Linked DNA regions of Homo sapiens: region 1 is linked to region 2. A link is a loop called in an ENCODE intact Hi-C map of the cell type or tissue named here. Cell type or tissue: B cell. All regions are shown on one strand. Links, peaks and the distances in the headings refer to the core of each region. The heading gives the core; the rest is flanking DNA. Region 1 overlaps SYN3 (synapsin III). Region 2 has its middle 39 kb from the start of LARGE1-AS2.

The links. Peaks named below come from ENCODE experiments on the same cell type or tissue, not always from the same donor. Only the 100,000 strongest peaks of a DNase experiment are listed, where the experiment ranks them.
Region 1: a loop joins it to region 2, with 12 times the contacts of the local background. A loop is called at or near these places in 59 of 110 quality-filtered maps.

Annotation. Positions count from the first base shown.
Region 1 is chr22:33,016,180-33,020,573 of GRCh38, forward strand. The region is part of intron 1 of SYN3 (synapsin III); the gene reads right to left. Among named protein-coding and RNA genes, the nearest start is that of SYN3, 40 kb to the right of the region's middle. In B cell, for the core only: CTCF peaks have their summits at 2,245 (motif pointing right) and 2,452; a DNase peak (open chromatin) is centred at 2,262.
Region 2 is chr22:33,200,835-33,205,228 of GRCh38, forward strand. It overlaps a transcript of LARGE1 not described here. Among named protein-coding and RNA genes, the nearest start is that of LARGE1-AS2, 39 kb to the left of the region's middle. In B cell, for the core only: a CTCF peak has its summit at 2,598 (motif pointing left); DNase peaks (open chromatin) are centred at 1,807, 2,697 and 3,767; H3K4me3 peaks cover 488 bases; H3K27ac peaks cover 848 bases.

The DNA of each region.
Region 1 (4,394 bases), core at 299-4,298, 180 kb before region 2:
CTTTTGAAAGGAATCCCTTATTTTTTTCCCCAGTTTGGTACATTAACAGCACATATTCAAGGTTCACTACAAAACAAAGCAGTTCCTGGTAATGACTTAAATGTAGTTATAGAAATAATAATATGTATGGAGTCATTCCTGCTGAACTTGAAATAGCCTTCTGGTGACAGGCATTACATACATAACTATTCAATTATTTCCATTATTAATGTTGCTGCTGCTACCTTTGGGCCTGAAACCAAGTCACCTGTTGTGTATCAATTAGCTTCTTTGATAAAAGGAAATAAATAATGTCATTCTATTATTTTATCATAAAGACAAAAAATTTACATTCCCACTCATGGTGCACAAGTTTTCCCTTTTCTTTACACTCGCTCCAACACTTGTATCTGACATCTTTCTGATAATAGCCATTCTAACAGGTGTGAGGTGAGATCTCATTATGGTTTTAATTTGCATTTCCCTGATGATTAGTAATAATGAGCATTTTTTTCATATATCTGTTAGCCACTTGTATGTCTTCTTTTGAGAAATGTCTATTTGGTTTACTTGCCCATTTTTTGATTGGATTATTTATTTTCTTGTTATAGAGTTGTTTGAATTCCTTATATATTTTGGATATTAGCCCCTTATCAGATGTATGGTTTGCAAATATTTTCTCCCAATCTCTGGGTTGCATCTTTATTCATTGCTTCTTTGCTCTGCAGAAGCTTTTTAGTTTGATGCAATTCCATTTGTTTATTTTTGCTTTTGCTGCCTGTGCTTTTGGAGACACTTGGACAATGTCCAAGAAATAATTGCCCAGACCAATGTCATGGAATTTTCCCCCTTTGTTTTCTTTTAGTAGTTTTATAGTTTCAGGTCTTATATTTAAGTCTTTAATCTATTTTGAGGTGTTTTTTTGTATGATGTGAGATAAGGGTCCAACTTCACTCCTCTGCCTACGGATATCCAATTTTCCCAACATCACTTATGAAGAGACTGTCTTGTCTCCATTGTGTGTTCTTGTCACCTTTGTCAAATTTCAATTGATTGTAAGTGTGTGGGTTTATTTCTGGGATCTCTTTGCTGTTCTATCGGTCATTGTGTATTTGTCAGTACCATGTTTTGATTACTATAGCTTTGTAATAGATTTCAAGTGCCTCTAGCTTTCTTCTTTTGTCTCAAAATTGCTTTGACTATTCAGATTCTTTTGTGGTTCTATACAAATTTTAGGATTTTTTTATTTCCATGAAAAATAACATTGGAATGTTGATAGGGATTGCATTGAATCTGCAGATCATTTTGGTTAGTACGGACATATCATTCTTCCAATCCGTGAACACGGGATACCTTTCCATTTATTTGTGTCACTTACAATTTCTTTCACCAATGTTTTATAGTTTCCAGTAAGAAGGTCTTTCACCTCCTTGGTTAAATTTACTCCTAAGCATTTCATTTTTTGGTGCTATTGTGAATGAAATTGATTTCTTAAGTTCCTTAGCAGTTAGTTTGTTGTTAGTATAAAAAAATGCTACTGATTTTTGCGTGTTGATTTCGTACCCTGCAACTTCACTGAATTTGTTTATCGGTTCTAACAGGTTTTTTTTTTTTTGTAGAATCTTTAGGATTTTCTATATTTAAGATCATGTCATCAGCAAACAGAGACAATTTCACTTCTTTCAGGAGTGATCTTTAGGCTGAAACATAAAGGATGGGGAGAGAGAAGTGTATAAGCAAAGGCACTAAGGTAGGAAAAAGCAAGGCACATTTGAAGAACAGAGGGATGGCCAGCTCCATCAGGAAGTTAGAACAAGATTCTTGTAAGAGAATGTTTAGAAAAGCAGAGAGGGGTCAGATCATGAAGGGCCATGTTGAAATCAATTTTGATTTGAAGCCAATTGTGAAAGTAAGCCATTGGAGGGTTAGAGACAAGAGGGATATCTGGTCTACCTGGCCACTGTGTAGAAATAGACCTAGAGGATGTGTCTATGAAAGGAGCCAGACAGGTTAGAAGGCCGTTGTAGTCATTTTGGTCCACAGATGTGAAAGTGGGGAGCTGGATTATGTAATTTTCAAGGTCTTTTCCTCTTGAATCATTAGGACAGGACACAGGATATCGCTCCAATGCCAAACTTAATCTGATGGCAAGACAAGGTGCGGATGAGAGGGATTCTGGTGAAAGCCTAGGAAAAGACAGGAAGGCAGGGAAGACGGGCTGGGATAGAACCCAGTAGGCCCCGTGGGTACCCAGCCCCATGCTGCCCTAGCACTAACCACTAGAGGGCAGGAGTGACCAGACCAGACAGAAAAAGAGACTTTATAAGGCAAGTTTGCAAGCTTACTTCTTGGAGGCTGTGGCATGAAGAAAAACTTCACTGGGAAAGGTTAAATAAAGGATGAAAGACTTTCCATACTTGATGGTGAAGCCAGAACCAGAAGTAAGGTGAAAATCATAAGGATACGTTTTGCATCAAAGCAGGAGGAATGAGAGCTGCCCCACAGCGGCAACAGCTACTTTGAGAAGAGATGAGCCACTGATCAGCCTGGACAGGAGAGTGGACATGTCTGCTTGGGTGACTCATTGACACCCCAAACTTCTTTCCTTGCTCACCCTCAGATGAGTTTATGCACCTGGGTTCCCCACTTCCGGAACCCTGTGACCCATCCACTCACTGAGACCTGAACCTAAGTCTCACACTTTGCTCCTCCTTAACCCTGGTGAGTTTCAGCCACTCAATCTCCAAGTCCTGTCAACTCTGTCTCCACTAACATCTTCAGCATCATCCCCTCCTCTCCATCATTCCTACCATAGACTTGGTTCACGTGCTGCTAAAGCTCTCTCCCCTTGCCTATTACAACAGGCTCCTAATCAGCTCCCTCCCTCTAAGCTCAGTCATTCAGTCAACTTTCCACAGAGCAGAGAGAGCTTTCCAAACTACAACCCTAACCAGAGGAAGCCCCCTCGTGACTTTCCACATATCCCTAGGATAAAGGACACACTGTAACCCAGAAATACCTTAATCATTGCCATCTTCTTCAAGGTTTTCCTTGCTACTTTGGCCATGCAGGATGAAACTCTTCTAATGAGTCATGCTCTTCCAAAAGTCCATATCCTTTGTATATACTTTTCCCTCTGCCCGGAATACTGCATCTTATTCCCCTTTTCCTTCACTGCCTGGATACCTAGAGAGGCCATGAAACCTGTAACTGGGAGCACAGGTTTCAAAGGCAGACAGACTCTGGTTCCAATCCCAGCTCTGCCACTTACTCATGTAATATCTATGAGAGTTGGGGTGGCTTATTCAACCTCCGTGCCTCAGTTTCCTCATCTGTAAAACAGGAATAAAAAATAACGGCTACTTTACAAATTGATATGAACACTGAATGAGATAACTGATGTGACACAGTGCAAGGCCTGACATGTCAGGCACTACATGTACTAGCTCCTGCTGTTATTTATTTATTACAGTTGATTTTCTTGTTGTTGTTTGTTTTTGGTTTTGCTTTTGTTTTTGAGACTGGGTCTAGGCTGGAGTGCAGTGGCGCGATCTTGGCTCACTGCATCCTCCCGCCTCAGCCCCACAAGTAGCTGGGACTACAGGCACGTGCCACCACCCCCAGCTAATGTTTGTATTTTTTGTAGAGGAGGGGTTTCACCATGTTTCTCAGGCTGGTCTTCAACTCCTGAGTTCAAGTGCTTGGATTGTAGGCATGAGCCACCACGCCCAGCCCCATTGCTTATTCTTAGCAATCCACATGAAGCTACTGGGAAGATCAAATGAAAGAATGCACAGACGTGCTTTTGAAATAATGAATGATTATACAAATAATAGTAATGAAACATCGTTTTTAGTAGTGGTATCTTTACAATATCATCAGGATGCAGAATTGTTATTCCTGACTTCAACCATCCCTGAGAGTCATTAATGCTTAGAGACTCTGAACACAGAGGCCCCACAGTCACATAGAGGCCCCAAAGCATTTAACCAAACACCTTCAGATTTAATTCCTCCAGAGGAGAAGTATTCAGTTGAATAGTTAACCATGGAAACGTGTTTGTTCACATAGACCCAATCCTAGGAAAATGGAGAAAGTGGTGAGGTTTATTTCTGGATCCTGTACCTCTTTCAAAACCCATCTTCCTCACTTCTTCTTCTTCTCAATACCTCACCCCTAAGATCAGATCTCTTGGCAGGACCTTGTCATTGGAGCCTCTAATTCAGAGAAGCCTCAGGACATAGGAGATGGGGTATTTAAGAATAAGAGAGGGTGTCTGAAGAGGAGGACAGGCCAGATGCCCAGCCCAGAGTACCAGCACCTCAATACAATCACGCTATTAAAATGATTCTTCCAATGGTATAAGGTATAAGGCCTGAAAGCAATCTTTTTGCTCAGTCTTTAAGATTCACTGA
Region 2 (4,394 bases), core at 124-4,123:
GTTCAGGGATTCTTTGGGGGATGATGAAAATATTCTGGAATTAGACAGTGGTGATGATCATCACAGCTTTGTGAATATCCTAAAAAATCACTGAATGGTATACATCAAAGAGGTGATTTTTCTGGTATAAGAATTATCTCAATGTTTTTTAAAAGGTCATGGTTGCTATGAAATGAAAGAAAAATAGAATAGGGCCGGGTGCAGTGACTCATGCCTATAATTCCAGCACTTTGGGAGGCCGAGGCTGGGGGATCACTTGAGGTCAGGAGTTCGTGACCAGCCTGACCAACATGGTGAAATCCCATCTCTGCTAAAAATACAAAATTAACCTGGCATAGCAGTGCATGCCTGTAATCCCAGCTACTTGGGAGGCTGAGGCAGGAGAATCACTTGAACTTGGGAGGCAGAGGTTACAGTGAGCTGAGACTGTGCCATTGCACTCCAGTCTGGGCAACAAGAGCGAAACTCCATCTCAAAAAGAAAGAAAGAGAGAAAGAGAGAGAGAAAGAAAGAGAGAGAAAGAGAGAGAGAGGAAGGAAGGAAGAAAGAAAGGAAAGAAGGAGAGAAGGAAGAAAAAGAAGGAAGGAAGGAAGGAAAGAAGGAAGGAAGGAAGGGAGGAGAAAAGAAAACATAGAACAGGTAAGGGGTAACTGAAATGGATTGGGCAGACAGCTTGTAATTTTGAATAGGGTGGTCACAATTATTTTCACTGAGAAAAGGACATTCAAGCCAGAATTTGGAAAGGTATGGGAGACGGTCTGGTCATCATCTGGGAGAGGTACTCCAGAAAAAGCAGAGGGACAGGAGGGAATTTGGGAAACAAGAAAAGCCCAGTGTGGCCTGAGTAAAGAAAGAGAGTGGAGGGGGCTGAGGGTCAGAGAAGTGATAAGGGCCAGATCCTGTTGGGTCTTGTAGGTCATCATCAGAACTTAAGCTTTTACCATGAACGAAATGGAGATCCGCTGAAGCGTTTTGAGCAAGCAAGTAGCCTGATCCAAGTTACATTTAAAGAATCATTCTGGGCTGGGCTTGGTGGCTCATGCCTATAATCCCAGCACTTTGGGAGGCCGAGGTGGGTAGATCACGAGGTCAGGAGATCGAGACCATCCTGGCTAACACGGTGAAACCCCGTCTCTACTAAAAATACAAAAATTAGCTGGGCGTGGTGGCACACGCCTGTAGTCGCAGCTACTCGGGAGGCTGAGGCAGGAGGATCACTTGAACCAGGGAGGCGGAGGTTGCAGTGAGCTGAGATCACATCACGGCATGATAAAAAAAAAAAAAGAATCATTCTGGCTGCTGTGCTGAGAAACGTAACAATTGTTATTATATTAAGAGCTTAGGTCTGCTTTGACATGAAGCACTGGGACACTAGAACAGAGAAAGAGATACTCTCCCCACTCCCAACTTTAGAAACTGGCCCCTAACAGGTGAATATGATCCACCGTTTCTGTACTGTGAGCAGAGTCTGTGCCACATTCAGCAAGAGTGGCAGGTCTCCTTGACCTCAGTGCTTCCCGGGGTGGACAGACTACGGCCACCTTATCTTTTTACACGAGAACTGTCCTTCCTCTCTCAGGCATGAAACCATAGGCCAGCTTGGCCATCTTAATCAAAGGGAACTTGAAGCCATTCATTTCATTCATTTTATTTCAAGAAGACATGAAATTATGTTTTATGCCAGGCCAATAAAGGATGACACATAATTTCCTTGGGCTTACAATATTTCTGCCTTTGGAAAGGTGTCTGAGAACTAAATAACCTGAAGTTTACTGTCTAGTACAGTGCAGATTGACAGTAGCTGCTCAATAAAGCATAGTGCCATTCTTCCTCTTTCTCATTCACCTTGACTTCCCCAAGGTCTTCATTTTCAGAGATGGCAACTGATACCTAGAAACCCCACGAAGTTCTACAGTGTTTACATCAATCCCTCAAATCTGGTTGAACCCAAGAGCCAGAGACCTGCTGATTTTTCTGGAAAAATGGCTGTCTTAAAGAAGAACCAAAGGACACAGTGGAAAAGACAGCACCTAAAAGTTAGCATGGATGGAAGGGAAAAGTTCCTGGAAAGCAAGGCATTAGCAGGAATTAGCTAAGTTCTTGTCCACCCTTTGCTAGTGATGATTCATTTTTGTAGGATAATAATATAATAAGACTTTAAAAAATAAAATTTAAAAAACATATCTCTGAAGTTTGACAGGCAAGATAGAACCTAGAAAAATAGAATCTAAACTCTCTCTCTCTCTCTCTCTCTCTCTCTCTCTCTCTGTGTGTGTGTGTGTGTGTGTGTGCAAGAGAGAATGAGAGAGAAAGAGAGAGACAGACAGACAGACAGAGAGAGGCTGGTGATTCAAGGTCCCAGTGCAGATAAACAGACTCACTCTTTCTCCTCCCCAAACAAAACTAGATTTTTTTATTTGTCACACTTGAAGCTCATCTGCTTTCCCACTCCCTCATTAAAATTCTGAGCTACTGCAAGACAGCCTCGTGCAGGATAATTCGAGCCTGATCTCCCAGGAGAATGCCGGGAACCAGGCTTGTGAATTAGCCTTTCCCCTTGGTGGGTGGACACTGCCACCCTGTGTTCAGATACTGGGAACCACTGAGCGGTGATCCTTTCCTCTGGCTCCTCAACTTCATAGTGCTTAGTCGATTCCCAGGTGTGCCCACAATATCAATATGTGTTGGTTATGGTGTGAAGGCTTCCACAGCTGTCAGTGTTTTCAGCCGGGGCATGGAGAGGTTGTTTATAGTGAGGGGAGAGGGAAATGAGATGAAGCTAGGGAGGCAAGCAGAGATGATAGAACGCATGCTAGGGAAAAACCCACGAGGAACTGCCCTGGATTTCCCCAGCAACTCAAGCATTTGGGTTTCTGTGACTTTGCTGCCGCTGCTACCTCTTCCCAGAATGCTTTTCCCACAGACTCTGCCTTGTGAAAGCCCACGCCTCTCAGAGATCTGGCTGAAGCATCACCTTATCTGTGAACCCCTGCCTGATCACCACTCCCCGGACCTTACCCTGGTAGAATCAGGGATTTCATTCTGTCCCATCATCGCCTCTTCCCTACACAACTTAAAGGTGGGTGTCAACATTTCCATACTTTTCTCCCATGAACCCTGGAGGCCCTGGAGTGTGACTGAACTTGTCTTATTGTTCTGTATGTCCCCAAGGCTTAGCAGATCTTTCATTAATATCTTTGGGAGAGCAAATGAATGAATGAGTGGATGGATGGATGGATGGATGAACAAAATAAATGGTATGCATATAACATTTGGAAAAATCAGATTAAAGCCTTTAAGGAAGAAAAATCAATGTTATTAGGAGAGGGGAGGAATAGAACTGAGAGAAGAAGTACCCGAATTGAGGGGCTGGAGAGGGCTGAAAACGGATAGGGAGTGTTACTGAGTTGTAGAAAATAACTCATTTCACCACCAGAGAAAGAGCTATTTATGTAATACTAGAATTAATATAATAATGGTTATTATGTCAGAAGCACAAGAGAGTCATAAAATGGCTTATTAAAAGGGTTGCAACTCAGATCACTAAAACCATCAGAGAGGATTCCAACTTTGCATTTCACTAAAATGTAAGACTTTTTGCTTGAAAACGTCTCATTTAATGGACTTATCAGCTTCCCAATCTCAATATCTTCAAGACTCCTATAAACCTCCACTCTCCCTGATTCTAGCACCTAATTAATCAAAGTCAAGCACTGTTATCCCAGAAATGTCTCTTAAACACCTTAAGCCACCTCCAAACACTTTCACTTCTCCAAACCTTTGAGCAGAAATGTGCTATTTCCTCTGCTGGGAGTATGTTTGAATCCCTTTTTTAAAAAAGGCTAAATTAGAGGTCTCCCTTATAGACTTAGCTTTGGGAAGAGCCTTTCCCATTTTCACACAGCAAAGGTGGCCATTCCTCAACTGTGTTCCCCTTGTGCTGTGTTCATGCCTTAATTCCAGCATTTTTTTTCAAGCCTCTATTGTAGGAATTACTATAGAAGGGTTCTGTTGAAAGTATCTTAACCTGCTCCCCACTGTCTGAAAGCAACACCAAGGAGGTATACAGCTTCAGTATCTTTGTAGTCTTCCGTTCTAGCACATGGATGAAATATAGCAAAAGAGTGCTCAGAACACATTTATGAAATAAATGAATAAAGAAATGAAAACGAATGGACAAGCATGGAGGACATATTAGGTTGAAAAAAAATAGCTTTACCAGTCTGTGTAGCTCCTGATCACAACAGTATATACTGGTCACACCTTGTCCCATTATTTCCACCCAAAATCATACTCTTTCTTTAAGACCTGTCTCAGATGCTACCCCCTTCAAGCTTCTGTCTGTAATTAATCAACATGCAGCCCTTTGCTTCTGGGCAATGCTCACATGACAC